Regions from separate parts of the Homo sapiens genome. Here region 2 is linked to region 1. Evidence: chromatin loops called from intact Hi-C (ENCODE). Cell type or tissue: endothelial cell of umbilical vein. All regions are shown on one strand. Each heading gives the region's core, and the rest is flanking DNA. Links, peaks and the distances in the headings are about the cores only. Region 1 has its middle 43 kb from the start of C1GALT1C1. Region 2 has its middle 110 kb from the start of C1GALT1C1.

Region 1 (12,162 bases), core at 1,670-9,669:
CATTTCTCCAAAGAAAACATACTAATAGTAAACAGGTATATGAAAAAAATGTTCAAAATCACTAATCATCAGGGAAATGCAAATCAAAACCATAATGAGATATCACCTCACACCTGTTAGGATGACTATTACAAAAAAGGTAAGAAATAACAAGAGTTGGAGAGGGTGTGAAGAAAAGAGAACCCTTATGCACTATTGATGACAATGTACATTGGTACGAAAGCAGTATGGAGGTTCTTCAAAATGCTAAAAATAGACCTACCATACAATGCAGCAATCCCATTTCTGGGCATATATTTGAAGGAAACAAAATCAGCATCTCAAAGAGATTGCAGCATTATTCACAATAGCCAAGATATGAAAACAACCTAAGCATCCATCAATGGATGAATGGAGAAAAAAATATGATAGATAGATAGACAGATAGATAAATACATACATACATACAATGGAATATTATTCATCCATAAAAAGAAGGAAATCCTGTCATTTGTGACAATGTGGATGAACCTGAAGGATCTTATGCTAAGTGAAATGAGCCAGACTCACAAACAGGCAAATACTGTATGATCACACTTACATGTAGAATCGAAAAAGTCAGACTCATAGAAGCAGAGTACAATGGTGGTTGTCAGGGGAGTGGAGGAAATAGGGAGATGTTGGTCAAAGGGTAAAAACTTTCAATTATAAGATGAAGAAGTTTTGGTAATTTTAATCTACAGCATGATTACCATAGTTTATTAAAATTCTCTGCTAAATACTTGATATCTTAAATGTTCTCACCACTAAAAAATGGCAAATTCATAAGGTGATAGATTCTTAACTAACTTGATTGTGGTAACCATTTCACAATATATGCATATAGCAAATCACCATGTTGTACACCTTAAACTTATACTGTATTTGTTAATTGTACTTCAATATATCTGAGGTGAAAAGAGGAAAAGACTCAAGTCAATAATATAAGCTCCCACCTTAAGACACTAAAACAAAAAGAGCTAAATAACCCAAAACCAAGCAGAATGAAGAAAATAATAAAAATAAGAGGAAAAATTAACAAAATTGAAAACAGAAAACAATAGAGAAGATCAATTAAAATGAAAGCTAATTATTTGAAAAGATGAATACAATTCACAAATCTGACAAAAACTGATAAATGTAAAACAAGACACAAATTATCAATATAGGAAATTAAAGAGAATATCAGTAGAGATGACTCAGACATTGAAAGGGAAAATAAGGGAATACTACAAATAAGTCTATGCACATAAATCTGACAGCTTCTATGTGATAAACCAATTCCTCAAATACCACAAGCTGTGAAAACTCACCCAAGATTAAATAAATAGCCTGAATAGTCCTATAACTATTTAAGACATTGAATTCATATTTTAAAGCCTTTCAAAAAAGAAATTTCTAGGTCCAAGTGGTTTCACTGGTAGACATTTAAAGAATATAAAAACCAATTCTACACAATCTCTACCATGAAATAGTAGAGAAGCCAACACTTTCCAATGCATTTTATGAGGTAAGCATTACTCTGATACCAAAACCAGACTAAAACAGTACAAGAAAAGAAAATTACTGATCAACATTTCTCATAAACCTAGTGGCAAAAATCCCTATCCTTGTAGCAAAACATGTACTTTAGAGGTGTATAACCTGGGCTAGAATCCAGAGTCTGCCATTTACTAGCTACACCACTTTCACCAAATCACTTAACTTCTCTGATCCTGCTTCTCGTCTGTAAAATGGAGATTACTATTGATATGGTTTAGCTGTGTGCCCACCCAAACCTCATCTTGAATTTTAGTTTTCATAATCCCCATGTGTTGTGGAAGGGAGCCAGTGGGAGGTAATTGAATCATGGGGGCAGTTTCCCCCATGCTATTCCCATGATAGTGAGTAACTTCTCAGAAGATCTGTGGTTTCATAAGGGGCTTCCCCATTCACTCAGTTCTCATCCTTCTCACTCCTGCCACCTTATGAAGAAGGACATGTTTGCTTCCCCTTCTGCAATGATTGTAAGTTTTCTGAGACCTCCCCAGCCCTGTGGAACTGTGAGTCAATTAAACCTCTTTGCTTTACAAATTACCCAATCTTGGGTATGTCCTTATAGCAGCATGAGAACGGACTAATACAGTAAATTGGTACCACAGAGAGTGGGGTGCTGCTCTAAGGATACCTAAAAATGCGGAAGCAACTTTGGAACTGGGTAACAGGCAGAGGTTGGAACAGTTTGGAGGGCTCAGAAGAAGACTGGAAAATGTGGGAAAGTTTGAAACTTCCTAGAGACTTGGAGGGCTCAGAAGACAGGAAGATGTGGGAAACTGTGAGACCTTCCTAGAGACTTGTTGAATGGCTTTGACCAAAATGCTGATAGTGATATGGACAATGAAGTTCGGGCTGAGATGATCTCAAATGGAGATGAGGAACTTGTTGGGAACGGTAGTAAAGATGAATTTGCTATGCATAGAGACTGGTAGCATTTTTCCCCTTCCCTAGATATCTGTGGAACTTTTGAACTTGAGAGAGATGATTTAGGGTATCTAGGGGAAGAAATTGCTAAGCACCAAAGCATTCAAGATGAAGCAGAAAAGTTAGGAAAATTTGCAGCCTGACTATGCAATAGAAAAGAAAACCCCATTTTCTGAGGAGAAATTCAAGCAGACTGCAGAAATTTGCAGAAGTAACGTGGAGTCAAATGTTAATCACCAAGACAATGGGTAAAATGTCCCCAGGGCATGTCAGAGGTTTTCATGGCAGCTGCTCCCATTACAAGCCTGGAGGCCCAGGAGGGAAAAATGGTTTCATGGGCTGGGCCCAGGGGCCCCCTGCTTTATGCAGCCTCGGGACATGGTGTCTTGCATCTCAGCTGCTTCAGCTCCAGCTGTGGCTAAAAGGGGCCAACATATAATTCAGGCCATTGCTTCAGAGAGTGCAAGCCCCAAGCCTTGGCAGCTTACACATGGTGTTGGGCCTGTGGGTGCATAGAAGTCAAGAATTGAGGTTTAGGAATCTCTGCCTAGATTTCAGAGGATGTATGGAAACACCTGGATGTACAGGCAGAAGTTTGCTGCAGGGATGGAACCCTCATGGAGAACCTCTACTAGGGCAGTGCAGAAGAGAAATGTGGGGTTGGTGCCCCCACACAGAGTCCCCACTGGGGCATGGCCTGGTGGAGCTGTGAGAAGAGGGTCACAATCCTCCAGACGCCAGAATGGTAGATCCACCAATAGCTTACACCGTGCACCTGGAAAAGCTGCAGACAATGCCAGCCCATGAAAGCAACTGGAAGTGGGGCTGTACCCTGCAAAGCCACAGGGTGGAGCTGCCCAAGACCATGAGAGCCAACCTCTTGCATCAGTGTGCCCTGGATGTAACACATGGAGTCAAAGGAGATCATTTTGAAACTTTAAGGTTTAATGACTCCCCTGTTGGATTTCGGTCTTGCATGGGGCCTGTAGCCCCTTTGTTTTGGCCAATTTCTCCCATTTGGAATGGATGTATATACCCAATGCCTATAGCCCCATTGTATCTAAGAAGTCACTAACTTGCTTTTGATTTTACAGACTCATAGGTGGAAGGGACTTGCCTTGTCTCAGATGAGACTTCGGAATTGGACTTGGAGTTAATGCTGAAATGAGTTAAGACTTTGGGGGACTGTTGGAAGGGCATGATTGTGCTTTGAAATGTGAGGACAAGAGATTTGGGAGGGGTCAGGAGTGGAATGATGTGATTTGGCTGTGTCCCCACCCAAATCTCATCCTGAATTGTAGCTACCATAAACCCCATGTGTCATGGGAGGGACCCTGTGGAAAGTAACTGAATTATGGGGTCAGTTTCCCCCATGCTATTCTCATGATAGTGAGTAAGTTCTCACAAGATCTGATGGATTTATAAGGGCTTCCCCCTTCGCTTGACTCATTCTTCTCTCTCTTGCCACCTTGTGAAGAAGAATGTGTTTGCTTCCCCTTCTGCCATGATTGTAAGTTTCCTGAGGCTTCCCTAGCCCTACAGAACTGTGAGTCAATTAAACCTCTTTTCTTTATAAATTACCTAGTCTTGGATATGTCCTTATAGCAGCATGAGAACAATCTAATACAACTATACCTGCCCCCATAACTTTGTTGTAAAGATTAGATGCAATAGTACAAAATGCTTAACATAATTCCTGAAATACAGTAGCATTCAATAAATGTTGAATAGTATTTCTATTAATATTACTATTGGTATTATTATTGATGTTCCCATATATGTGAAAATGTGAGGTACATTAAAACAACCAAAACCAGAGTGGACAGTAGTACATGCCTTCTGCTCTTGTGAGAGCTGGATGGGAGTATATGTCCAGGGTTACAAAGCAAATGTAGTACATATTCCAGGGCCTGACCTGTGCGAAGAGATTAATTGGAGAAGAATGAAGCAGTGGAATTCCTCCATCCCAGGATTTATAGGAACAAAGGTAGAAGCATGACTTCCCTTCAGACATACATTCTCTGGTGAGAAGAGTGAAGTCCTGCCAATCTGAGGGCTTCTAGAGCTGAACAACCTACGTGTCCCGAGACTTACGACAAGTAGATTCTAAATCACTGTCACTCTGAGATGGATCACAGGAGGCGTAACACTCTTAACAAGGCACTTCAGATGCTTCTGGTACACATGATTTATTGTTTTGGACTGAATTGTGCGCCCCACCCCTGCCGCCGCAACCTCCACCAAATTTATGTATTGAACTCCCACCCACTAGTACCTCAGAGTGTAACTATATGTGGAAATAGAGATTTTAAAGAGGTGATTAAGTTAAAATGAGGCCACTAGAGTGGACCCTAATCCACTTTGACTGGTGTCCTCATAGGCAGAGGGGATTAGGACACAGAAACACACAGAGGGAAGACCACGTGAAGACACAGGGAGAAGACAACCACCTGCAAGCCAAGGAAAGAGGCCTCAGAAGAAAGCAGCCCTGCCAAGACCCTGCTGATCCTGGGCTTCTAGTCTCCAGAATTGTGAGAAAATTAATTTCTGTTGTTTAAGCCACCTAGTCTGTACTAGACTGCACACCAGCCTGGGTGGCAGAGTGAGATCCTGTCTCACACACACACACACACACACACACACACACACACACACACACACACATAAATGAGAATTATAACTGTGGATAAGAGCTCACTGCTGGGTGGCCAAAGCAAAAGTTAAAGCAAAATTCAAATCATGGTGATTTTTCTTAAAACTTTTTGGTGACTCTCACTGCTCTGAAGATACAAATCCTTTCCATAGCCTCCAAGGCCTTGCATGGTATGGCCTTGTTAACCCTTCCAGCTACTATCTCTATTATCTAACAATAGCCACTTGGCCTCTGTCAGATCTACGGTAGTCCCACATTCCTGCCTGTTTTGTGATATTTGCACATGCTATTCCTTTTGCCTTAAAACTTGATCCCCTCCTCTTTGCCTAACCAACTCCTACTTACTCTTCAGGCCCCATTTTAAGTGTCACTTCCTCGGGGAAGACTTCCCTGATCCGCTAAATTAGAAAAATCTTCTTTAGTGTTTGTTTTCTAGCACTTTCCTATCTTCCCTCATGGTGTTTATTAATGTCTGGCTCCCCCGTTCAATTGTGAGCTCCATGAGAACAGAGGCTATGTCTGCTTTGTTCACCACGGTCTCCCCAGTGACTGATATGATGTAGATGCTCAATGAAAATTTCAATTGAAGGCAGAGAGGCAGTACAATGTGCCCTAGGAGTGATGCCCCCCATGAGAAGCCTAGTAAGAGAAGTGACCTAACTACTTCCTTGTGCGTGTCATTCTGCCTTCTCAGCAGTTTCGCCCAAGCTCTCTATTCCTAGCCTCACCTATTTTTCAACCCATCTCTATATTTCAATTCTTAAAGCACAACAGTCCTCTCCCCTTACTCTAGCTTTTGTTTCCCAACTTTTATAAAAACTGGGCATAGAAAAGTATTTCACTTTTTTTTCCTAATGTCACTGTAAGAATAACAATGTCAGTTCCATGAAAAATGGTAACCAACTTTCAGATTCAACATCAAGTTGATATTATAATAAGGGCAGCTACTGCTCAGTTCCAGTCAGTTGTTGCTATGAGGAAATGAAGGCCCTGTGTGCCAGATTTCATTTTTTCAGGAGAAATCAGGAATGCATATTTTTGTATGAACCTTCCTATTTTTGAAATATTGGCAACTATTTTTTAATGTGAGCTTGTGTTAGCCAAATGAAGCATATCTATAGGCTAGAAGTGACCTATACACCACCATTTTGCATCCTCAAATTATAAGTAACTATAATACAAGTCAGAATAAAATCAGTGGTATAATGGAAGTAGAATCAGCATGTCATAAGATCATGTAGAAAAGAACAATTACAAAATGCACATTGCCATATAAACAGATAAATTTTTGTAAAAGATAGGCCAACTGACCCATTCATTTGCTTAAGAGCACAGCCAAGGCAGGTTTCCGTGCCCTGACCTTTGTTTGGCCTCCTGAGTCACACAGCTTGTCTAGTCATGGACTGTGACATGCTCTCTTGCCTATTTTTTGCCTCCTAGATCTTGGCAACAAACATAGCGAGTAAGGGCAGAATGACGATCAGAACAAAGAAAAATAAGCTTAGAAAGGAGCACAGTGTTCTTTCAGAAAAGCCCTACAGGAAATGAGTTCCATAAAAATGATTCTTAGGCCTGTGTATGTATTAACAAATCATTCCTAAGTGCACCCCTTGAGTTTGGGCATTTTGATTGTAATTTCCAATATTGCACATTAAGACCCTCACTTAAATCCCTTGCCTCATCTCTTCAGTCTCCTAATTTATCAAAACATTCAAACCTGTGTTTGCCACATAATCCTATCTTACCTCAATATTCTACTTTTCCTCTAGTGAAAACACTGCTAATTGCTATTTAAATCTGACCACTTCCTCAAGATAGTCAAGCTTATCTGGACTATTCCCACTATCTCAGCTCATTTCTCCACCCATGCTTCATCCTTTCCATTTCCCTAATCTGTAACTCTTTTGTGAAATATCTTTGTGTAGCTCCATAATTCATGGACTCTTTCATGATTTACCTTAAGTAATTAGTTTCCTGGAATATAGCCATAGTCCAAAAAACTAATATTCATAGCAATCTTGGTACTTCCTGAAGTGTTAGATTCACATTTCTGATGACAAGTTATACAAAGAAGTTTGAAGACTGAGGCATAGAGTCAGATGCAAGGATGTTTGCTGGAACATTGTTTGTAATAGAAAAAGACGAGATAAATACCAAATGTCTACTCATTAGAGAAAGGCTAAATGTACCAGGACACAGCCATCTGTGGATTAGTATGAATGTTTCATGTATAAATGGACATGAAAAATCCCCAGGATATATTGCTGAGAGGAAAAAGTAAGAGAAAAACACATACAGTATGATACTATTTATGTAATTGTTTTTAAACACAGCAGTATATATTTATATAGGCATTATACACACATGTTTTATTGATGCATAATAGTTGTATATCATTTCAAGGTACATGTGATAATTTAATACATTCATATAATTTGTAAAGATCAAATCAGCCCATATGCATTTTTAAAAGCGTGGGGGGGTAATTCCAAACTGATAACAATTATTACCTTTGGGAAGAGGAAAGAAGTTTAGGGGAAGAGGGAGGAATAAATGAAAACTTTAAATTGTTTTGGATATACATAATTTTGTTATATTATTTTGTTACTTTGGTATTATATGCCTCTTATAATAGAATATAGGGCCCATGAGAATAAGGCTGAATTTTTTAACATTTAAAAACTTGTTGTAAAATACACATAACATAAAATTTACCATTTTAGCCATTTTTTAATGTTTTTTGTCTGTTTGTTTAGAGACAGGCTCTTGCTATATTGCCCAGGTTGGACTCAAACTCCTGGACTCAAGCGATCTTCCCACCTCTGCCTCCTAAATAGCTGGGACTACAGGCACATGACACCATGTCTGGCTCATCTTAGCCATTTTCAAGTGTACAATTTAGTGGCATTAAATACCTACACATTATTGTGCAACCATCAACACCATCCATCTCCAGAACTCTTTTCATCTTGCATAACTAAAACTCTGTTTCCATTAAACAATAACTATTCATTACCCTCTTCTCTACCCCCAACAACTGTTATTCTACTTTCTGTCTCTACGAATTTGACTACTCCACGTACCTCATGTAAATGAAATCATGGCCGGGCACGTGTGGCTCACGCCTGTAATCCCAGCACTTTAGGAGGCCGAGACAGGTGGATCACCTGAGGTTAGGAGTTCGAAACCAGCCTGGCCAACATGGCGAAACCCCATCTCTACTAAAAATACAAAAATTAGCTGGGCATGATGGCAGGCGCCTGTAATCCCAGCTACTCGGGAGGCTGAGACAGAAGAATCGCTTGAACTAGGGAGGTGGAGGTTGCAGTGAGCCGAGATTGCATCACTGCACTCCAACCTGGGCAACAGAGCAAGACTCCGTCTCAAAAAAAAAGAAGAAAAGAAAAAAGAAATCATACAGGATTTGTCCTTTTATGACTGGCTTATTTTGCTTAGCGTAAAGCCCTCCCAAGTTTCATCCATGTTGTAGAATTAGTAGGATTCCATTGTAGGCATATACCACATTTTGCTTACCCATTCATCCACCAGTGGACATTTGGGTTGTTTCTACTTTTTGGCTATTGTGGACAATGCTGCTATGACCTTGGGTATAGAAATACCTCCTTGAGTCCTTGCTTTCTATTTTTTAGGGCACGTACTCGGAAGTGAAGATGCTCCTTGATTCATGATTGGGTTACATCCTAATAAATCCATTGTAAGTTGAAAATACTATGTCAAAAATGCACTTAATACACCTAAACATCCTAACCTCATAGCTTAGCCTACCCTACATTAAATGTGCTCAGAACACTTACTTCAGCCTACAGACAGACAAAATCATCTAACACAAAGTCAATTTTATAATAAAGTGTTGAATATTTCATGTAATTTATTGAATATGGTACTGAAAGTTAAAAAAAAACAGAATGGATGTTGTTTTAGTCTGTTTTCATACTGCTATAAATGCTATAAAGAACTGACTAAGACTGGGTAATTTATAAAGGAAAGAGGTTTAATTGACTCACAGTTCAGCATGGCTGGGGAGGCCTCAGGAAAGTTACAATCATAGCAGAAGGCAGAGAAACAAGGCACCTTCTTCACAAGGCAGCAGGAAGGAGAAGTGCCAAGTGAAGGGGGAAGAACTCCTTATAAAACCATCAGATATCGTGAAAACTCACTATCACGAGAGCAGTATGGGGGAAAATGACCCCATGATTCAATTACCTCCACTCCACCCTTGACATGTGGGAAGTATGGGGATTACAATTCAAGATGATATTTGAGCAGGGACATAAAGCCTAACCATATCAGATGTATAGGTACTTGAAGTGCAGTTTCTACTTAATGCTTACAGCTTTTGCACTATCGTAAAGTAAAAAAAATCAGCACTCTCAAAATTCTTGCCCATACCTACTTCCCAGCTCCTGCTAGTACATGTTGACCAGATGCTGCAGTTTCAGAGTCTTATCCAGTTCACATCTTAGCAGGCATAGCATATCCCCATATGGGTTACATTGTGATTTAACCCTAGTTAAATCAAACCCTATGTCCAGGAGGAGGGGGTGCAGGCACATGTTGTCTTGCAAGAGAGAGGCCTCTGTATTGTCTTCAAGCAAATAGGGCATGCTAGCTCTTAATAGGAAGGTGCAGGCCACTTCTACAAGCTCAGAGGTCTCAGGGAAATCTGGGAATTCAAGATTTTCAGGCCCAGAAGTCCCTATCCCATGTGTCAAGATCTCTTTCTTTTTCAACCACAGCCTTGACCCTGGCATAGCACACTTGTCTTAGTTGATATGTTAGCCACCTTTGGAGCTTGACTACTCTTACAATTAAGTCCTAGACCTGGTCCTTAGCTTTCTCTATCATCCTGCTGCAGGAAGTAAGAGCCTCTTTATATGCTACCAAAGAGGCTCCATGGCTTTCACTCTTAACTTAAAATTGCTAATTAATCACTTTCAGCTTTGTGTTATCTTTGTTCAGAGTAGCAATCAAACTTCAGAATAGCTACTAAATTCCATCTTTTTTAAGATTACTATTCTCCCCATAGTTCTCAAATGCCTAATATATCCCAATAGCTACTGTATCCCCTTTCACCAATGAAAGTTTTACCTGCACTTCTACCTATGTCAGGGAATATCAGTGCTCCACCTACCAACATTAATGATGTCCTCGATGTCATCTAGGCAGTGGTTGATCCAGATCCAAAATCCCATCAAGGTACCTGCTTTCTCAGACCACTCTTGTCATCAACTGTCACAGAGTCTGGGTTCCCCAAGAAACAGACCCTGAGATGGAGACCAGTGTGCAGGGTGTTTATTAGGGAGTGCCCCTTGAGATCAACACTTGTGGAAAGGAGGTGAAAGAAAGAGGATTAGTCAGAGGGAGAAGTGAAGCCATGATGTAGTTCTAATGAAGGCCTCAGCCAACCCCATGGGAGGCTCTGGAACTAGAATGACTGCTTGTCCCAAATTAGGTTGAGAGGGCTGGGCCTTTATATCCCTGCATTGACTAATCACTGAGTGTGGGCTGCCCTTGGAAAGAGGTATGAGGTTTCAATTGGGTGAGGCAGTTTTCTTTAGCTATGGTAATCTCTAGAGAGAACTGGCACCCAAAGGCCATCTTTTAGATGTGCTTTCAGCAGCTAGAGTAATAACATCTTCATTGCTGAAGGGAAATCTGGATGCCCCATTACAGCATTCACCACATGTGCTGACGTCCATACTATGTGAATGCAAACTCTTTCTGATCCACCTTCAAAGGGGTATGGAAAATAAAACATTCACTTGACCAGTAGCCATATATACACGTATATTAATCTACTTCAGTAAAGATATGACATCTAACACAGCTGTTACAGTCGTTACTACTACTTAGTTAAATTTGTGGTACTTCATTGTCATTTGCCGTGATTTATCTGGTTTTCTCAGGAGCCACACTGGTGAATTAAATAGGTATCTGATGGGGACTGCATTATATAAGTCTTTGAAGGCACTAAATTCTGCAATTCTCCCTGGGATGTAATGTGGTTTGTCAATTTCATTTATTTATTTACTTACTATGTTGGTAAGAGGGGATGAGAAATTTCTGAGGCTTTTGCTTGCCTTTCCTCCTACAACAGATTTTACTCTGCTGTTTAAATAATCAATATAGGGGTTCTGCAAACTTCTCAGTTTTGCCAGTCCAATTATACGTTCTGGAACTAGGGAAATGACCATCAGATAAGTCCATAGACCCAGCAGACCCACAGTGACCTGTTCTTGGGCCAGGACTCTATTCATTTATTTCCTGTCTCTCATATGTTCCCACTCAAACAGAGGGAGCTGAGTTTCTCTACTGGAAAGTTATCATTTTTCCCTTGTAATTAATAAATATCATGGGAGAGATACTTTGAAGCCCTACTTCTTCTCAAACTTTCTCCCACTAATTTTTTTTTTTGCTTCTTTTTTTTCTCCCACTAATTTTAACATCCATTTTGCCCACAACAATTACGGTGTTTCTTCAATGATTTTGTGTTTTTCTCATTTCTTACATGTTTGTTTATTGAAATTATTCAATTAAACCTGCACATTCTCCCCAGTGTTTAGGTGATTTCTAAGCCCACGTAGGGTTGATATTTTAGGGTTCATTGTATTTATCACAATTTGAAATAATTTTGTTTTTCTATCTAACTGGTATGGATCAGATCTGTCCCAATTTTTCAAACAGTCAAGCCCCTTAAGCAACAGTGCATTGGTAGCTGCTAGGTTAGCTTAGCACACTTCCATAGATTCAGCCAATAAGAAGACAACTAGCCCAAATGGATACAGTTTATTACTAACACAGGCAGCAAAACAAGATCAGTATGATGTTGCTAATCCCACAGGATGACACTGAATTAGAGATGTCAGATGGCAGATGACACAAGCAATGGGTCACTCTGGTGTGCAGAAGCCAACTCTAAATTATAGCCAAGCAGTTTATGCTACAGCTCTACTGAAGTGGGCTGTGTGTGTGTATGTGTGTGATGGTACAAAGCTCTATGTTTCACTGGA
Region 2 (12,162 bases), core at 1,646-9,645, 63 kb before region 1:
TGGTGCTCCAAGGGATAACTACCTGGGAATAGGGTTGCCAGATACATTACAGGATGAAACATTTGGGATATGCAAATGCTAAAAAAAATCTCTTGTTTATCTGAAACTCAAATTTAAGTGGACATCCTATATTTGTATCTGCAAAATCTGGCAAATTAGCAAATTTAGCAAAACCCTACCCAGAGACCCCATATGCGACTCTAAATTATCCTCTGATAAAGGGGTGAGAAATAAGGGTCCCCCAAGCTAAAATGTACTTTTTTCAAATTGTCTAATGAGAGTCAAACTCTCCGGCCCTAACCCCAGTCCCCAAACATGCAATAAGAACGCATGACTAGTTTTTCTGTTAAGAGCAGCTGGCTATATCCCTGCCTCCAATTTTCACTTGCCCTAGGTTAATTGTCCACTTTTCTCACACAAAATGAACTCTTCCCAGGTGAACTCGGCCATCTGCAAGTTTTAGAGAAATGTGTAGAATGTCTCTACATGAGGCTAGGCATGGAGATAGTCACTTAGAGGTCTCCAAGAATGTTCTCTGATTGCTCCCCATGGAATCAGCAGAGTTCAGGAGGAAGAAGGAGGGAATTATCGTCCAGCCTTTCCCCTGTGACTTCTAAGTCCATCTCTTCAAGCCGCTGCAGCCTGCAATCCCCAGCCTGGCTCCAGTAGCTTTGTTGGTGGAAACATCATTTTGCTCACAAAGACAGACCGAGATTTTCATTTTATTAAAATAAAAGAAATTTAAGATAAGATTTTATGAATATTTAGAAAAGCAGCATGTTGCATGATATAAGACATATTTACATGCCACAGAAGGAGCACAAATATTGTACTTCCAGGATGCTTTGAAAGGTATTGGATTGTTCATTGTTTACTAGCCTCCAGGCATTATTACACAAGCTAGCTTGGGAAAAATGGTGACTGCTACAGAGGCTTGGAAAATGTATAGGACACTTTCAGATTTAAAGCTGCTCCTCCCAGTACTACTTGGCCCACACAGCACACAGAAAACAGACAGGCAAGGTGGTGGGCAGGTGGGTTTCACTGACACCTCCCGAAAGGGACATCATCTGAAAGTGACCGCAGGCCTTGGGGCTCTGGCTTTACAATTGTCAGCAGCTCATAGATTAAGCTTTAACAGAGGAATCCTGTCTGGTTATGGCTCTCCCAAGGCACCTAAGCTTGAAGTCTCTCACCATTTTATTCATTTAATCAACAAACATTTAATAAATTTCTATTGTGTGTCAGCGAAACTGAGAGAGCAGTGGAAAAAACTGATACAATCCCCAAACTTGTAGAGCTGAGGGACTAATGGGAGACACAGACAAGGAAATGAGCAATTACAATACATGATGTATAAGTGTAAGTGCTGGCCGGGTGCGGTGGCTCATGCCTATAATCCCAGCACTTTGGAAGGCCAAGGCAGGCGGATCACCTGAGGTAAGGAGTTCGAGACCACACTGGCCAACATGGTGAGAACCAGTCTCTACTAAAAATACAAAAATCATCCAGGCATGGTGGTGCACGCCTGTGATCCCAGCTACTTGGGAGGCTGAGGCAGGAGAGTCGCTTGAATCCGGGAGGTGGAGGTTGAGGTGAGCTGAGATCATACCACTGTACTCTAGCCTGGGCAGCAGAGTGAGACTCTGTCTTAAAAAAAAAAAAAAAAGTGTAAGTGCTATAGGAGCACAAGGAAGAACCCCTCACCCATTCCAAGAGCATCTGGGAAAGGACCCCTATGGAAACTGAGGTCTGAACTGAGGCCTAAACGATGAAAAGGAGTTAAGGGAAAAAAGCTGTTTTAAGCAGAGGGAACATGTCCCAGTGACCAGAAGGGAATTTGAGGAGTAGAGGAATGGAGGCATGGAGTTCGAGGGCTAACCATCATCATGCATAGCATTTAGCTAGGATGTCCTGTGGGCCAGTGCTTTGCTAAGCATTTAGCATACATTGTCTCATTGGAGCCTCACAGCATCCCTCAGATGAGGCACAGGGAGATTAAGAGCCTTACCAAAGTCAAACCTCTGGTAAGAGATGAAGACAGAATTGAACCCCAGCCATCTAGCTCCAGAGCCAACATTCTTAACCTCCACTCTATAAAGCGAAATCTATATCTCAAATGAATAAAACAAATGGTGGAACTTCAGCACAGGACTCTAGCCTTCACTCCTGGAGCCACCAACCCCAGCCATAGGTCCAAATCTATCCCAGCTTCTGGCCCTTTTCTGACCTCAGAACCTCTGTCCAGTCCCTGGTTTCTTGCCAATTACCCGTGCCCAGTCATGACTCTCCCTTTCTGCTAGATCCCTGGTCAGCATGTCAGGTTCCCAGAGCTGAGACTGACTCCCTAATTCTCATGAGAACTAAAGTCTTTCTTGCCTCTGAATCCCAGTTCCTAGTCCCCTCTTATCAGACCAACTGGTATCACACTATGCCTCCTTCTCTGGATTTCTTACTATTCTGGTTTCATTGACATCTGCAGATCACTTCCGTGTCTCTGTATTTCTGGCCGATCTCTAAGGTCTAGCCATCCTCAGTCTAGCCTGACCCGAATTGGGAGGAGAGAAGTGGAAAGAGACAGAGACTTGTGAAGGCAGGAAGGGCAACTGTATGAGAGGCTGAGCGAGTGGAGAGATTTGAGAATATGGGTAAGGCTGAGGCTGAGAGCCTAGAAGCAGAGCTGGCTTTATTCTTAGGTGGAGTATGTGACCCAGACCCTTCCAAAATACCCTATTCCAATAGCTACTTGGGGGAATGAAATCCCTTTAAGAGGATGTTTGCAAAGAACTGAGAATATAGAGCCCAGGTGAGGAGAAACACCTACTGTACTTAATGTTACAGTAGAGTACATGCCTTTCTAAATGTTCACTTTGGTTGAGGAGGACACTCAGTATCTGAAAGAAAAAGGGAGAGAACCTTGTAGTGAAGAATTGTAGCCAAAAGGGAGAGTTCAAGAATATTCACAGGCATAGATATCCCAACCAGGCAGAGATGACAACTTGACTCAGGTCCAGCCTTGCCTAGACATAGTGCCTTCATCATACTACAGATGTGGTTTCTTTTTGGATGTGGTTTCTGACTTTGTTTGAGCAGATGGCCCTGACAGAAAACTTAACATTATCTGCTGTTTATTATGCACTGCCCTGTAAGACCACCACATGTGTGATAGTCCCTACAATATAGGAAGGAGCCAATTGAAGAGTTCATATTTTGGGCAACTCTACTCCCTTTTTCCTACTCCAGAGTTTAGGGACAGCTGTTGAGCAAATGGAGGAGGCAGTTAGAACTAGCCCAGGGCTTCTCAAATTTTAGTGTACACATGATCACCTGCAGGTCTTGTTAAAATGCAGATTCTGACTCAGTAGGTTTGGGGTGGGATTCAGAGTTTGAATTTCTAAGAAGCTCCAAGGTAATGCTAATGCTATCAGTTGGGGGGACACACTTTAGATAGCAAGGCTATTTCTGCCATTCTGCATTCTAATACATTAACCTGCTTCCTCATAACCTGTGAAGTGCTGAACAAATATGAAGGAATCATATTGCACTTTTATTTGATGAACCTGCCAACCCTAAATAGAATGAACAAATAAGCCCCATGAAGGAGAGAGAAGAAGTGGTGGCTGCCCATTAACAACAACAACAACAGTAAAATTATACAGGCCAAGAGGGAGAGTTATATTTTCCCCAAGTTTCCTACAGCTGTTTATTGGTCATGGGGCGCATAAAACATCTTATGAATGTTTCACTGCCGAAGAAAAATTGCTTCAAGCTGAGCTAGGATAGGAGTTAGGTATTACCATGGATATGAATATATTTTCACAGTTCAGCTCAATTACCACATTGTTTATCATGTTGCTTTACAACATTGCAGACTATTAAAGCTACTTTTTCATTTTACAGTATAGGAAACTAAGGCTGGCCAGGCAGGTGATTTCAATTTGCTCAAAGTCACATGGCTAGTTAGTATCAGAACTGAACTAGAACCACCCAATGAGCACAGTGCTCTTTCTACTGCAAGGATTTGTTAAAATAGTGTCTGAACAGGGGAAAGATTTTAAGTTAATTGGTCACAAGTGGTCCCCATACCCTGCTGTGGGGAGCTTAGCGGAGGTTCCCTGAATAAAAACATAGTTTGGGACTGGAGAAGAAATTTTCCAGGCTCTCGGTCACTCAAACAAATAGACATCTTTTTGAGCATGGATTGCCCATTTGTTTATTCAACAAACACTTGTTGAGCCCTGTGCTGGCTGGGGATAGAAATTTTTTTAAAACCCACAGTCCCTGCCTTGACAGAGCTTAGAATCCACTGAGGAGAGACTGATGTATAAATACTAAGTTCAATAAACTCCCATAGCTATTGGGGGGGGGGGCACAAGAGATGGTTTCAGAAACGAAGTAATCAGCCAAAAAGGAAAGCAGGCCAGCTAATCACTGAGCATGATGTAAGGCAGAAACTTAAGTGCAGTATGGTCAGAGTTTAGTGTAAAGAGGGAGGGAGGGATCTTTGTAAGCTACAGAGTTCACGGAAGGCTTTTTGGAAAGGTTAAGTCTAGAAGTAAGCTTTGGAGTATGTGTAGGAATCATATAACCAGAGAGGATACTTCAGATGAGGAACAGCATGAGCAAAGGTAAAGATACAAGAAAGTATATTGTCTATTTGGGGATGGCCCTTCAGATATTAAGTTTAAAACTGTTCTTAAATCACCCTTCACCTTTTGCTTCTCTTTTGCCTTTCCTATAAGTACCTCTGGCCAGCAGGTTACATTTGAATTGTTTCTTTACTCTCCAACTTCACTCTTCATGCTCACTGTGCCTCTGGTAGTCTGCAAGGCCACCATGTACAGTTGTGCATGTTGTTCACTGCACAAAGGATACCCAGTCATGGAGGTGAATGGGGGCTGAAATCCATACTGCACTGTACTCACCAAGTAATGCTTTCCTTTCCTAGTTTGATACATGTGCTTGCTAGGCCATGCCCCCAACCCAAAAAGGAGCACTTTTTCCAGTTTACAGAAAGGTACCCTAGCAGTGGCTGAGGCACTAAATCATATGTAGATGAAAGGTAAATAAGTGAGGTAAATAAGATTTATCTCTGATTTGTTCCAGCTTCAAGTCTTTACAGCTGAAGCCACTAATGAAGCCACCACAGTTCCACCACAGTTTTTATGCTAATCATGACTAAAGTAGGAAAAGTAGCAAGAGCCCCAGGGACCCTTCAGGAAGCTTAGAAGTGTCACTTCCCTGGATCCTGCATGAGGTGACCCAGAGATGACCTATGCCTGATGTGGCTCCCTTGATTTCATTTCTCTCTAATCCTAAACTGGATGACTAAGTGGTACCATTTCCCCTGACTCAGTTATTCTTTCTCATAAGAAAACTACACTTCTGTATGACTCACAACCAAGCTTATTCCTTATTTCTTATCTCCCCTACCTGGCAGTACCACCAAAATCATCCTTAGAAATCAACTGGACACGCACTTGCCATACCCACCTACCATGGTTGGTAGTCTTGTGCCAAATCCTGACTCCCTTTTCCTTCCCACCTGTCCTGTGCCACCAAGAGCCACTCTTCCCCACAAGCTACCAATCGGAGCTTTCAGACCTCCAAGTTTCCCTGGCTTTATCAGGCTTAAAGGGCTAAGCCTCTATAATATAAAAACCCAATAGTACAGGGAGTCAAAGAACTCACCACTTGTCAAGTTTCTCTCCACTTGACAGTCCAGAGCACATAGGTGGCCTACTCAACTCATTCAGTCACTCATGGACTTGGGTTGATTCCTTCATGTTTCTCTGCCCTTCTGTAAGGCAACAGCCTTATCTGCCAGTTTCAAAGCTGAGTAATGTGTGCTATGGGCACATCCATATTTCTTCTGTTAGAGGAAAAAAGTAAAGAGAAGCACATGTGCAAAGTTTAAAGAGCTGGGCCTAGAAAAAGCACACATCACTCCTACTTACATTTCACTGGTCTCAGAGCCACACCAGACCACAAAGCGGGCTGGAAAATGTACGTAAGTACCTAGCTGGACATCCTCACCCTGGCTACAGGTCTATTATTAAGGAAGATGCCAAACTATCAGTAAAAAGCATCTATTTTGTCATAATTTTTTACCCATGATAGAAACTTCATGATCAAGTATAATAAAGTTCAACCAATTTAAATAGAATCAAACTTAATGTATTAATAAATGTGTTTAAAGCATAGCATATACTTTTCCCTTACGCACTGTTTCTCAAAGTGTGGTGCATGGACTCTGGGTGATCCAGGGCCACTGATCATTCCCAGAAACCTAGCCAGTGACAGAGGAAAAAGCAATAATATTATTTCTTTACATACCTTCCACATATTTGAGATGTAAGGCTAATTATGATTTTTTACAGCAATCACATTACATTCTTTTTGTCAAATTACATTCTTAACCATCCTTATGTATTTTTTTTTTGAGACATGATCTTGCTGTGTCACCCAAGCTGGAGTGCAGTGGTGCGATCCTGGCTCACTGCAACCTCCACCTCCCAGGCTCAAGCAATCCTCCCACCTCAGCCTCCCAAGTAGCTGGGACTACAGGCATTCACCACCACACCTGGATACCTTTGGTATTTTTTTGTGGAGACCAGGTTTAGCCATATTGCCCAGACTGGTCTTGAAGTCTTGAGCTCCAGTTAAGAGAATAAACTTCCGGCTGGGTGCGGTGGCTCACGCCTGTAATTCCAGCACTTTGGGAGGCCGAGGTGGGTGGATTGCCTGAGGTTAGGAGTTTGAGACCAGCCTGACCAACATGGTAAAACCCCATCTCTACTAAAAATACAAAAATTAGCCAAGCGTGGTGGCACATGCCTGTAATCCCATCTACTCAGGAGGCTGAGGCAAGAGAATCACTTGAACCCAGGAGGCAGATGTTGCAGTGAGCCGAGATCATGCTACTGCACTCCAGCCTGGGTAACAGAGAAAGACTCTGTCTCAAAAAAAAAAAAAAAAAAGAAAAAACTTTTGAGGAGGTCGAGGACCCCGAGAAATGAGGGGGTTTGCCTAATGTCAAGCACTGGGTGTGCAAACCTGCAGCTGCTGTGACAGTTTCTGGCAGTGAGTCTCTGACACGAACAGCTCCCTCTGTTCAGGGAGGACCCGGGCACCCTCACTTTGAGTCTTGGTCTTACTTTTCATCTAAAAGGGTGGAGCGGATCCCCAGCTTTTTCAGTTCTTCCACCAGGTCCCCATTCTGGTGCATCTGGGCTCCATTCCTTTGTTCTTCCCTCTAGCTGAGGAAAAATAACCACTAACCCTGAGGAGACAGCCTGTGAGGTTTAGCTCATAACTGACATGTGGGTCAAGTGAGGCAAACTGAATAGACTCCAACATCATAGCCTGGCATTGCTATTTACCCCCCTCTAGTAAAAACAAAATTCCATCTAGTTCATGACATCTGAAAGGAGGTATCTCACGCTGCCTGCTTGGAGGGCAATTCATTTGGAAATCTCTCTGGGAAAGCACAGAGCAGAGCTGATTTATGGCACCACCACAGGGTATCACTGCAAGCATCAGGACCAAGTGGAGGAAGTGCCACTGCCCAGCCCTGAGGCCAGCATTCCAGCCTGTGAACAAATCCTGTGGGTTGGAATGCTGCTGCTAACCCAATGAGATGGACTGCTGGCCCACGCGGCAGCCTCTGACAACACTTAACTGTGAGAGACCTGGGCTCTGGGGAGGCCTCTTCCTGCTGAGTCACGGCGATGTGACCACCAGGGTGGGAACCGAGCCCAGGAAAAGTTCTTTCTGGACTAGGTCGACCCTTGTGCAGATTACTGGTTCATGCTGAGTGCTTTTCCCTGAGACATCAGGGCCTCTGTCACCCTTTCCAGACCAGCCCCTCTGGCCACTGCCATGCCAGGATGTATCTTATGGCACTCTTGGGACTCTAGGGTGAAGAACCCACCAGATTTAGAAATTTTGATGACTCAGGTACATGGAAATGTGAAGGTCTCTCAAGCTATCAACAAAGCAAACAAATTTAAAAAAATGAACAAAATCTCTATCAGGGCCTGGCGCGGTGGCTCACGCCTGTAATCCCAGCACTTTGGGAGGCCGAGATGGGCGGATCACAAGGTCAGCAGATCGAGACCATCCCGGCTAACACGGTGAAACCCCATCTCTACTAAAAATACGAAAAAAAATTAGCCGGGCGTGGTGGCGGGCGCCTGTAGTCCCAGCTACTCAGGAGACTGAGGCAGGAGAATGGCGTGAACCCGGGAGGCGGAGCTTGCAGTGAGCCGAGACAGCGCCACTGCACTCCAGCCTGGGCGACAGAGCGAGACTCCGTCTCAAGGAAAAAAAAAAAAAAAAAAGTCAATGGGATTTTTGGGGCAGTAAAATTATGTTGATTTTTCCTCTTTTTATTTTGCTGTATTTTCCAAGTTTTATATTACTTTTATGTTGGAAAAATAAACTTTACTAAGGAAAAAAGGTTTGTCGAATATTAAAGTAACAATAAAAATAAGCCTGTGTGTGTGTGACAATATCATATAAGCAGTCGAAAATGCAAATATGAAGTAAGAAGATAAATGTCTGAAAATTTGATTTTATTAGACCTGCCATCCATTTGCCCCAGTCTCCAGCATGCTCTTTATAATAAAATGTATCAAATTGTAGCACGAAGTCATCAAAGCTTTTACATAACTTTCTTCCTGTGTTGGCAGTTTATTTAAAAAAAAAAAAAAACCCAGTTATCACAGTTTCTTCTTTGTCCATCGTTTTCCATAACGGAAGAAGCTATACATAATTTGGGGGAAGATATTGTCTTTGCAGACTGACATATTTGCAGAGGGGTCATGAATAATGATTCCAAAGCTCCTAGTTTAACTCCTGAATCAGGCAAAAAATAAATGGCAATATAAGAACAAATTTTGTTTACAGCAATATCATAATACAGCATTGAATTATTACAGTGCAGTGGTTGTAATTAAGCTCACAATAAAATCTTATTAGCCCAAACACCAGACAACCTAAAATCACCCGACTGCTCACGAACGGAAATGATCAGTGCAACGCAGTTGTCTCAGTAGTGAAAACCAAAATCGGTAAGGTTTTTCTGGCAGTGAGTCTCTGACACGAACGGCTCCCTCTGTTCAGGGAGGACCCGGGCGCCCTCACTTTGAGTCTTGGTCTTTCTTTTCATCTAAAAGGGCGGAGTGGATCCCCAGCTTTTTCAGTTCTTCCACCAGACCCCCATTCTGGTGCATCTGCAAAAGAATGTCACAGCCCCGCACAAACTCGCCGTTGAGGTACACTTGCGGGATGGTGGGCCAGTTGGAATAGTCTTTAATGCCTTGTCGCAGCTCGGGGTCGTCCAGCACTTCGTAGGCCGCATAGTCGCGGACGCCGTGCACCCACAGGATCTGCACCATGGCGTTGCTGAAGCCGCACTGGGGTTGCTCCGCCGTCCCCTTGAGGGAAGACAACCACTTTGTCCTTCACCAGTGCGTCCAGCCGCTCCCCTGAAACACCACCGCCCGCACCCGAGCCCGCCGCTCGGCCGAGGGACCCGCTCATCCCTGCATGCTCGCCGAAGCCCACGACGCCCCAGGTCTTTGGCTGGCCACCTAGAGCTCTCCTCGGCCCACGGCCGCTTTTACATAATTATTAATCAAAGTACAGTTAACCCTGTGATAAACCAATTGAATATTTTGAAAGCAAGCACGAAGTAATTCTTTGCTGTATGAAGTTGATGAATATTGTGACGAAGGCAGGGAAGATATAAAAGCTATGGGGGTTTCATTCAACGTTATTAGACCTCTTGGCAAAACAAGTACAAATCACTTCATTGCCAAGAAGCTTATAAAACCAGGCACAATATCAATGACAAAGTGACTTAGAGAAAGCAGAGTGAGTCATCAGCAGAATTTTTATAACAACGTCATAGGACATCCGTAATATCTATGGCACACAATATAAAAGGCAATTATTATCACATGTGGACACCAGCAGATATTCTACTTTAGAGACAGGTAAAAACACGGATATGCAGACTCTTGGCATAGGAGTGGTATGTACACACACAGACACACACACGCACACACACACAAACACACACGGGAGAAGTGCTCCACATTTTTGACACTGAAATCCCATGCTATAAGAGAAAAGAGGTTTTTTTTTTAAATTATGCTTGTTACCTTAGATACAGATTTTCATGCAGTTGTTGTAAGAAATACTGCAAAGAGAAACCATGTACCATTTTCCCGGTTTCCCCCAATGACAGTGTCTTGCAACACCATACAGTATCACAACCAGGATATTGGCATTGATACAGTCAAGATACAGAATGGTTCCATCACCACAAGGATCCCTCATGTTGCCCTTTTATAGCCACACCCATTATCTCCAACTCCACCCCCTTCTTAACTCCTAGCAACCACTCACATGTTCTCCATTTTTATAATTTTGTCATCTCAAGGATGTTATACATTTGGAATCATATATAATCGGGTCATTGCCTTTTTTCACTTAGTACAATTTTTGTAAATCCACTCAAGATGTTGTACATATCAATAATATGTTCCTTTTCATTTGTGAGTAGTGTTCTATGCTATGGATATACCACAGTTTGCTTAACCATTCACATGTTGAAGGACATTTGGGTTGTTTCCAATTGGGGGCTATCAGGAATACACTGCGGTGAACATTTGTGTACAGGTTCTTGTATGAACATAAGTTTTTAAATCTCTGGGATAAATGCCCATGAGTGTAATTGCTGGGTTGTATGGTTGTTGCATGTTTGGTTTCATTAGAAACTGTTCAACTCTTTTCCAGAGTAGCTGTACCATTGTACATTGCCACCAGCAATATAGGAGAGATCTAGTTTCTCTTCATAAAAGGAAAGGTTTTTAATTTAGTTAACAAGTGGTTTTTTTTAATGAGTCATGAAGTAGATTGGAAAAGGGGCACTGCGGCCAATTCTGAAGAGCATTAGCCATGACTGCCGCCCAGAAATATGTAGCAAATAAAAGAGGTTGCACCCGTATGTGAAGCCACTCACGACTTGATTAACAATGATCAGCAACATGCCTTCTGATCACAGTTCAGTATTGAAAAAAACAAATACTGTGAGTATAATAAAATTTTGGCCCCTAAGAAGATGTCTTCCCAGCATGCTGTACAAAGAAATAAGCAGTAAATACTAATCTCCACTTTTCCACACTAAGCATGCCAGCTGTTGAGAGAAGCTGCTCTCCCATAACTTTTTGATACAAGGGATAGGGAAAGGGACCTTATGAAAATGATAATGCCACTAAAGAGCATTTCTCATATTCAAATGCCTTGCTGAAGACATATTTTATAGCCACATTTTCAGAATATTAAAGAACCTGTAGTTATTAGCTCAGTGGTGAAATACTGCCATGTTTAATGTTAAAGATAAAATAATCAGAATTTTTTAAGAAGACTGAACTATGATGCAAACAGCTTTGTCACTAAGAATTTGATTCTGTCCCAACATGTGGAGACTTTATGCACTTCTTGAAGAAAGAAATCGACTATATATGATTGGGTATATGTAAATATCACGTTCAAGTTCTTCAGTGGAACTTGTAACCACACTTTTTTGAACTAAATGCAGTCAAAGTGGTAATTTAGGAATGCACACCCATCTGTTTCCCAAGTTCAACTATTCTGTCTTCTAGCCTTTGACTGTGATTTGTTCAGGGACTTTAGTATCTGATGGAGTGCTTCAAAGTACTATCAGGGAACCGTCCTTGTAATATCTAGCTTTTTGGATGTATAATATCTATAGGTTTGATAAGGCCACTAAATACTTAAGGCAGTTCCCAATGACCTAGGATTCTGAATTAGAATTTTTAACTTTTTATTATGAAAAACTTCAAACATGTACAAAAGTAGAGTAGATAGGATAATGAAAGTCCAGGTATTCACTACCCAGATTCAATAGTGGAATAAATGCTTCTGGTGCCCTACATCACAGCCTCTTTCTCCACCTTGCTCAGCCAGAGCTGGGGTAGACAGTTCTATGTAAGCTCAGACTCACATCACCCTAACAAACAGTATCCTGCCCCAAAATCAAGTTTCTCTCTTCTGCTTCTGCCCTCAAGGCCTTCATGAAAGCCAATCCACATGAAAACACCTCCTAGCCTTGGAGATAACCCTCAAATG

What was found. Peaks named below come from ENCODE experiments on the same cell type or tissue, not always from the same donor. Only the 100,000 strongest peaks of a DNase experiment are listed, where the experiment ranks them.
Region 2: a loop joins it to region 1, with 5 times the contacts of the local background. A loop is called at or near these places in 2 of 110 quality-filtered maps.

Annotation. Positions count from the first base shown.
Region 1 is chrX:120,666,979-120,679,140 of GRCh38, reverse strand. No RefSeq gene overlaps it. Among named protein-coding and RNA genes, the nearest start is that of C1GALT1C1, 43 kb to the right of the region's middle. In endothelial cell of umbilical vein, for the core only: no CTCF peak of the experiment used is centred there; a DNase peak (open chromatin) is centred at 6,530; H3K27ac peaks cover 2,918 bases.
Region 2 is chrX:120,730,378-120,742,539 of GRCh38, reverse strand. It overlaps the pseudogene GLRX5P1. Among named protein-coding and RNA genes, the nearest start is that of C1GALT1C1, 110 kb to the right of the region's middle. RefSeq lists an enhancer at 4,854-6,053. In endothelial cell of umbilical vein, for the core only: no CTCF peak of the experiment used is centred there; DNase peaks (open chromatin) are centred at 5,309 and 7,629; H3K27ac peaks cover 3,559 bases.